2 separate regions of the Homo sapiens genome follow, and region 1 is linked to region 2. The links are chromatin contacts, found by Hi-C in ENCODE. All regions are on one chromosome and are shown on one strand. Each heading gives the region's core, a stretch centred on a gene start or an enhancer-like site at or near the end of the contact. The rest is flanking DNA. Distances are from core to core; before and after follow the strand shown.

What was found. A loop is a pair of places that touch in the nucleus more often than their neighbours do. Pooled maps may share reads with other maps.
Region 1: a map of cardiac septum shows a loop between it and region 2 (12-fold over the local background). The contact joins two enhancer-like sites. A Hi-C loop is called at or near these places in 2 of 168 maps with a recorded cell type or tissue (cardiac septum and left cardiac atrium) and 4 of 50 pooled maps.

What each region holds. Positions count from the first base shown.
Region 1 is chr1:229,458,913-229,462,980 of GRCh38, forward strand. It overlaps NUP133 (nucleoporin 133), which reads right to left. Exons shown (of 26, transcript NM_018230.3): 20 at 1,699-1,857. Among named protein-coding and RNA genes, the nearest start is that of ACTA1, 27 kb to the left of the region's middle. Within about 2 kb of position 2,304, at least 5 of the 41 ENCODE cell types and tissues checked have a DNase peak (open chromatin) inside an H3K27ac peak, as active enhancers do.
Region 2 is chr1:229,408,626-229,412,700 of GRCh38, forward strand. It overlaps LOC124904541 (a long non-coding RNA gene), which reads left to right. Exons shown (of 2, transcript XR_007066925.1): 2 at 1,477-3,417. It also overlaps the pseudogene RN7SKP276. Among named protein-coding and RNA genes, the nearest start is that of ACTA1, 23 kb to the right of the region's middle. Within about 2 kb of position 2,351, at least 11 of the 41 ENCODE cell types and tissues checked have a DNase peak (open chromatin) inside an H3K27ac peak, as active enhancers do.

The DNA of each region.
Region 1 (4,068 bases), core at 1,054-3,553, 50 kb after region 2:
TACCATCACAAATTAAGAATGTTTTATGCAAATTATGTGGGAAAATAGGAGTACACATTCTAAATAATCCATAAGAAATGCTTTTAAATTTAAAAAAATTATTGTATACTAATGAATTATAATTGTATATATTTATGGATACACAGTAATAATATATGTATGTGATGTGGAATGATTAAATCAAGCTAATTAACATGCCCATCACCTCAAATACCTATCACTGTGGTGAGAACATTTCAAATTTGTTCTCTTGGAAATTCTAAAATGTACAATACACTATTATTAACTTTAGCCATCATATTGTGCAATGTATATAAAAAATGTTCCTGGCTGGGTGCAGTGGCTCATGCCCGTAATCCCAGAACGTTGGGAGGCTGATGTGGGTGGATTGCTTGAGCCCAGGAATTCAAGACCAGCCTGGGCAACACAGTGAGACCCTGTCTCTAAAAAAACAAAAATAAAAATAATCTTCTTCCTTCTAACTGAAACTTGTACCCTTTGACCAACTTCTCCGGCCCATCTCCCCTTTTAAATTGGGTTATTTGTCTTCTTGCAATTGAGCTGAGTTCCTTATATGTATGTATATATGTATATGTGTATGTGTGTACCTGTGTGTGTGTGCGTATAACATCCCCTCACCCTTCTGACAGCCACCATTCTTCTGCTTCCATGAGTTCAATTGTTTTGGATTCCACATATGAGTTATTTGTCTGTGTCTGGCTTATTTGGTTTAGTGTAATGTTCTCCAGCTTCATCAATGCTGTTGCAAATGAGAGAATTTCCTTCTTTCTTAAGGCTATTACTGCATTGTGTATTCTATATACAACATCTTCTTTATCATTTACACTGATTGATGGACACTTAGGTGGATTCCATAACTTGGCTACTGTGAAAATGCTGCAATGAACATGGGAGTGCAGGTACCTTTTCAACATACTGACTTCAACTCCTCTGGATATATACTCACAAGCGGGATTGCCAGATCATATGGTATTTCTATTTTTAACTTTTTCAGGAACCTCCATACAGTTTCCCATAATGGTTGTACTAACTTACATCCCCACCAAGAGTGCATCAGGGTTCCCTTTTCTCCATGTCTTCTCCAGCACTTGTTACCTTCACCTTTTTGGTAACAGCCATTCGAACAAATGTACGGTGATGTCTCATTGTGATATAAATTTGCATTTCCCTAATGATGAGTGATGCAGAACATTTTTTTCACACATCTATTGGTCATCTGCATGTCTTTTTTTGAGAAATGTCTATTCAGGTCTTTTGCCATTCATTCATTCACTTATTTTGAGACAAGGCCTCACTCTGTTGCCTAGGCTGGAGTGCAATGGTGCAATCTCAGCTCACTGCAGCCTCAACCTCCAGAGCTCAAGTGATCCTCCTGCCTCAGCCTCTCAAGTAGCTGGGACTACAGGTGTGTGTCACCACACCTGGCTAATGTTTTTGTTATTTATGTTTCCTAGGCTGGTCTTGAACTCCTGCACTCAAGAGATCCACCTGCCTCAGCCTCCCAAAGTACTGGGATTACAGGTATAAGCCACCATGCCCAGCTCCCTTATATATTTTGGATAGTAACCCCTTCTCAGGTATATGACAGTAAACAGTATTTTAATTACTAAAAACAAAACTAATTAAAACTACCTAAATAAATTGCACACATCTGCTCCATAGAAAAATCCTTCTTACCTTTTCTAATTCTTGGCTATTAATTTCATGTAACCAGCTGAGATGTTCATGAGCTTGCAAAAAATTTGCCAACTGTCCATGCTGAGAAATGGGCTGAGATAATAATTTGCCTCGCTTTCCTTTCTCCAGATACCAACGGAAGAGAAAGTCTGAAAAATTCTACAAATAACAGAACATAGAATTCATTCATAATAGTTTAAAAAAACACATTTCTGATAACAAAACATAACTTTGTTCTAAAGGCCTCCAAAACAGAAAACCTGTTCTAAACAATAATTTCCTATATTGTAGGATCACTTAATTCAATCATCTCATTTGACAGATGTGTACATTGTGATTCAGAAAGGGCATCTTGCTCAAGATCACTGACAAGATTAATGGCAGAATCTAGATGTGCGCTGGCCAATATGGTAGCAACTGGCCATACGTAGCTGTTTAACTTAAATAAAAAATTAGCTTGAAATTTAAAATTCAGTTCCTTAGGTACATTAGCCACATTTCAAGTGCTCAGTAGCCCCATGTGGCCAGTGGCTCCCATTTGGACAGCGCATTATCAACAGCTCCATTATCACAGAAAGCTCTGTGGGACAGCACCGAGACTGTAACATTCCAGAATTCTGCGCCAGCTGGCCACATGGCCTGGCATGATACATCAAAATCTAGAGAGGCCCAAATGCCCAGCCAGTTTTCCCCACTGGCTGTTTGTGGAGTGTTGGGGTGGTGTGGAGGCTGAGCTGGAGAGGAAGACCAAGACGTTCTACAGTCTCACAGTGTTTAAGAGATACTTTCCCTAAAGCAGGGATCCTGCCATGAAAGACTTCTGACACCAGAAATGAAATGAATATTACAAGAGCTGAGACCGAGTCCTGGGCCACCTCTATTCCTAATGAACTGAGTCATCTTCCTCTCCTCTAAATTGCCTAACAGAGAAAAAGGAAAATCCACGAGGGGACAAATAACATCAATTTCCATACTATGGAGTTTTAAAAATATACAATGTCTAAAATACAATTTAAAAATTACCAGATATAGGAAGCAGAAAACTATGATTCAAGCAACATAAAAGCAGGCAACATAAACAGACTCAAAGATGATCAGAGTAAGCACAAAAGGACTTTAAAATAACATTTAAACATGTTAAATATAAGAAAAAATGCAAAAATGCATGAAAAGAGAAAGAAAATCCATAAAAATAATTTTAAAATCATGATCAGTGCAAAAAATATTTATTTAGCAATGTTTTGATATACTAAATAAGCCATGTCCAACTACTGACCTTTTTTTTTTTTTTGAGACGGATTCTTGTTCTGTTGCCCAGCCTGGAGTGCAGTGGCACGATCTTGGCTCACTGCAACCTCCTCCTTTTGGGTTCAAGGGATTCTCCTGCCTCAACCTCCAGAACAGATGGAATTACAGGCACACGCCACCATGACTGGCTAATTTTTGTATTTTTAGAAGAGACGGGGTTTTGCCATGTTGGCCAGGCTGGTCTCGAACTCCTGACCTCAGGTGATCTGCCCACCTCGGCCTCCCAAAGTGCTGGGATTACAGGCGTGAGCCACCTTGCCCAGCCCAACAACTGATCTTTGATGAAGTAAGTCATACCCAGTCAATGAAATACTATAATGCCATTAAAAATGCTGCTGTAGAATATTTAATGACATGAACAAATGTTTGCAATGTATCAAGTGAAAAAAGCAGTTGACAAAACATGTTTGTTTATAATACATAGAGTGGAAAGACTGAAAATATAAACCAAATGCTTAAAAGGTTCTCTCTGGGTGGTGGCATTTTGAGTGATTTTTATCTTTTGTGTTTATAGTGGTTTTCTAAATTTTATACAATATCACTTTTACAGTAATAAAAAATAAGCTTTTCATAGTAATCAACTGACTGAATAGACTGGCTTCAAGCAACAACTTTGAATTCACTTAAGATAGTGTCACAATGGAAATTTTTTTTTTTTTTAAAGATAGGTCTTCCTCTGTCACCTAGCTGTGGTGTAGTGGCACAATCTTGGCTCACTGGCCTTGACCTCCTGGGCTCAAACGATCCTGCCACCTTAGCCTCCTGAATAAGTGTGGCCATGGGCGTGTGGTGGCATGTTTTTTAAAAAAATTTTTTTTGTAAAGGCAGGGTCTATGTTGCCCAGGCTGGCCTCAAACTCCTGGCCTCAAGTGATCCTACCGCCTTGGCCTCTCAAAGTGCTGGGATTACAGCATGAGCCACTGAGGCTGGCTGGGAACTTTGTTTTTTAAACAGGAAGCATAATATCCCTCAAGGAAAATGAGAATGTTAGGTGTATTTGTAAAGCTAAGCTCTCTTAAAGTAGTCTTCTATGCTCCCGAGTATCTTCTATACAATTTTTAA
Region 2 (4,075 bases), core at 1,101-3,600:
ACCCACTGAGGCTCACCCAGGCTGCAGGAATCCCTGGGACCTAATAATACACACAAATCAGAAAACGGGCTGCAGGCCCTGGCCATGCAAGGAGAGAAAGAAAGCTGACGCCTGTCCTAGCCTGTCCCCACTGGCCTTGCCCTAAAAGCAGCAGGGCGTCTGGTCCCAGAGCCCAAGGCCTCACTGGCTGGGCAGCCAATAGCATCCCTATATCAAGAGGATGAGCACGCTGCAGGGAATGGCAGGCATGTGGCCCAGCTGTCACAGTGAGCACAGCCCCATGGGCCCGCCTGGGCTGCCTGCCTCAGGCTTCTCCCACTCCACAGCCTCCTTCCTGTCCCAGGCTCTGGAGCCAGCAGAGGAGCTGCAGTCAAACCAGCTCAGGCACTTTCAGCCTAGTTAGGAAGACCAGGCAGCTGTAGGGAGGGGAAGGGGAATAAATACAGCCTGATAATGGGGAGCCTGTGAAATGGAACACAAGGAGGTCGCTTAGAGGACGGCAAAGGTAAAAACCTGCTTAAGGAAGGCGGAGGGTACTGTTCTCAACACTGGCTCTGACTGACGGGTTCTAGAGGGAAATGCTCCCTTTTATCTCCCACCCAGGAAGGAGTCTGAGAGCTTCCATGCCCCAGACTTGCCCACCATCCCCACCACCACGTCCCCTCTGAACATTCCGTGACGCTAGAGACACAGGCTCCAGGACTTTATGATCCACCATCAGCCTTGTTTTTCAAATCTACTCAATGGGAATACGTCTAGCTTTCCTCCTAAGCAGGCAGCTCATTACATCCTTGGCCCTGGAGGAAAGTTCCCTTCACCCAGTTCAGGGTGGATACAGATGCCAGGAGACTCGCTGATCAGCCACCAGGCCCTCTCTGAGCCGTCCCTGGGTGTAAGGACCTGCATGGGCTCCTAGGGGGCACGTTATGAAGGAAACTTGGCCACTGCTTTCAAGGAGTACCTGAGATTAACAAGACCCAAGTGAGAAAGCTGGTGCCGAGGGAGGGTGTCCAAGCAGTTCAAGGCTACCTTCTGCCCAGAGTCGTGGACCCCACACACACAGCTCCGTGTGCATGTGAAGGAAAGGCAAAGCAGTTTGAATTCCTGATCAGAAGGGTGGGAGCATGGTGTGGAGTGAGCTCCCAGGCCTCCCTGGAGCCAGGCACCTGAGCCACTGAGAGACAACGTCCCTGAGAAGGGACCAAAGTGCAGAGAAGGAGGGGGTGGTGCAAGGGATGGGGGAGGGGGGCGCAGGAGAGCTCAGGGTGTGCACTGAGGCCGCGGGCCCGGGGAGCTCCCAGGCAGGGTCTGGATGCTCTTGTCTTTCCCCCAGACCATGAGAATCCTGGGGAGATGCCCACCAGTGCCGCTCTCCTGGCTCTTAAGTTTGGATTTAAAGCTGTGCTTACTTATCCAAGGGGCTGGGAGAAAGCACAAGCCCTTTGTCAGCGGCTCTCTTCTTCCTTCTACGTTCAGGCAGAGTGCGGGAAGGAAAGGACAGCTGATACCCAGGAGCCTCCAGAAAGGAGAGGGCTGTGCCATGGCCAGGCACCCCTGCACCCCTCCCCCAACACCCCAGGCATGGTCATCGGGCCCTTGGAGCTTTGCCAGGGCCAGGACTCTGCTTCGGCGTGCAGGCAGGACCTGGGAACCTGGGTCTCTGGCATCTTGTTCTGAACGTGGGGATTCTTCCGGAGGGCAGAGCAGACGTGCCCATGCCTCTTCTCCACCAAACCCAGGAGCTGGGAGCGAACAGCAGGGCCGGCATCCATCCCAGGCACACAGGGGCACACATCAGCTCTGGCTGCCCATCCCTCTCTGAGCATTGCAGAAAGGCGGGTGCCGCAGGGCTCCCAGCTCACCCCAAGTTCCTCTTAGCAATAGAAAACCTGAATTCCCCTCTTCTGAGTATTTTGAAGGCAACAGGATGTACATGTTCAACATTCATCTTCTGGTTTGAGCTCGTTCCGCGGTTCTAGCAGGGGAGTGGTATACACTTGACCACAGAACCGTTGTCCTCTATCAGAGAAGATTCTCCTCTTCCACCCAGCACGCAGCTTCAGGAGAGATCCACATGGAGCAGTGAGGGAGGAAAGGGATGCCTGCCTAAGCCAGCAGGTGTCAACCCATTCGAATCAACCCTCTGCAGAATGGTAGCCCCAGGCGGCGTGCCTGTCATTTGCTCTGATCATCTATTATGCGCACCGCATGATAGCAGCAGCCCCCCACCATCTGTTTAGGATCCTTATTATGTGGGTGTCACATTTAAGTGCCTATTAGCACAGCTTCCCTGAGCCCCTCCTGCAGCTGCTACCACCCTTTGGTGCCAAAGCCCAGGCGGTTGTTCTTGTTGACTCTGTTCTCCTTCCCAGAACACTGATTACTGCTGGGAGGGCTGGCAACTCCCCACAGCCCTCTAGAGCAGCAGCTGAAAGCGCCTGGTTATTAAAAAGGCTTAGAGCTCCTGATAAGAGAGAAGGATCGCTTTATAATTCCTATGTAGACTTCTAAATTATTCCCTCGGCCCTCATCCTCTGCCACCAGATTCCCCTCCACCAGTTGGAAGGCTTAGTTAACGAGTCAGATATGAGCAGGCGCTGATATAAAAATAGAGGCAGGCAGTGGGAGCTGGCACTGTGACTCACCGTGTGGCAGGCGTGGGGCTCTGCAGACAGCTGCAGGCAGGCCTTATGCCCTCCCCCTCGGCCTCCTCTTCCCCTCCCCTACCTCTCCCTGTCCCCTCCTCCCCCCCTCCCCCTCCTCCTCTCTCCTCTCCTAGTTCCCTCTCCCTTCCTTCCCTTTCCTCCCCTTTCCGTCTCCCTTCTCCCCCCCACCCCTTCATCTCTCCTTCCTCCCTCTCCCCTCCCCCCTCCCCTTTCCAGCCCCAGAGCACAGGCCTTCAAGCAGACCCTGGGTCCAGCCAGGCTTTTTGAGCAGGTTTCTCATATTTATCATTCCCTCGAGGCAGTGAGTGAAATGGGAGGGAATGCCGAAATAGCACAGACTCTCATTCTCCTGCGGGCTTTTTGAGTTTTCTGCAGAGAACATTCTAATGACCCTCCCTTCCAGCCCCAAGGCTCCAACAGACTGAGAGGAAGTAAAAGGGCTGCTGGGACCCAGGTCGTACCGCAATCTCAGGCCCAGCCTGCCCCCGTCTCCCCACTAGGCACGCCATCTCCAGGGCTCCCAACTTGCCTGGTTCCCCACACCAGCCGAAGCTCCCAAAGGAAGGTGCCCTCGTTGAGCATCCAAATGTGTGAATCAGAGACCTGAAAGCTATCATTCAGTTCTCCCTCCTACACCCACCGAGGCCAGGTTCTGTGTGCATGTGTGTGTGTGTTTCTCTCTCCCTCTGTCTCCTTAAAACAGTTCAATGGATTTCCATTGCTCTTAAAATAAAAATTATATATACATTCAGCAGTGGAGGGTCTGCACAGGCTAGATTGGCCAACTGTGCCTCCTTGACAACCCCACGCCACCCCTACCCTCTCTCCCAGCTACACTGACCTCCCTTCAGGACTTAAAGGATCCCAGGACCTTGCTAGAGGTGTTCAACCTGCCTTTCAGAGCTGCACTTGCTCTGGAAGCCCTTCCTGACCGAGGATTGGTCAATGCTGTCCCATGCCACACCCCTCCTTTGTAGCATGTGTGAAATGTGCAGAGGCACATTGGTTCAAGTTGCTATTTGGTTGTTTGCTTGAGATGGAATCTTACTCTATTGCCCACGCTGGAGGGCAATGGCACAATCGCGGCTGGCTGCAACCTCTGCCTCCCGGGTTTGAGGGATTCTCCTGTCAGGCCTCTGAGCCCAAGCTAAGCCATCGCAGCCCCGGTGACTTGCACATATATGCCCAGATGGCCTGAAGTAACTGAAGAATCACAAAAGAAGTGAAAATGGCCGGTCCTTGCCTTAAGTGATGACATTACCTTGTAAAAGTCCTTTTCCTGGCTCATCCTGGCTCAAAAAGCTCCCCTACTGAGCACCTTATGACCCCCACTCCTGCCAGCCAGAGAACAACCCCCCTTTTGACTGTAATTTTCCTTTACCTGCCCAAATCCTATAAAACTGCCCCAC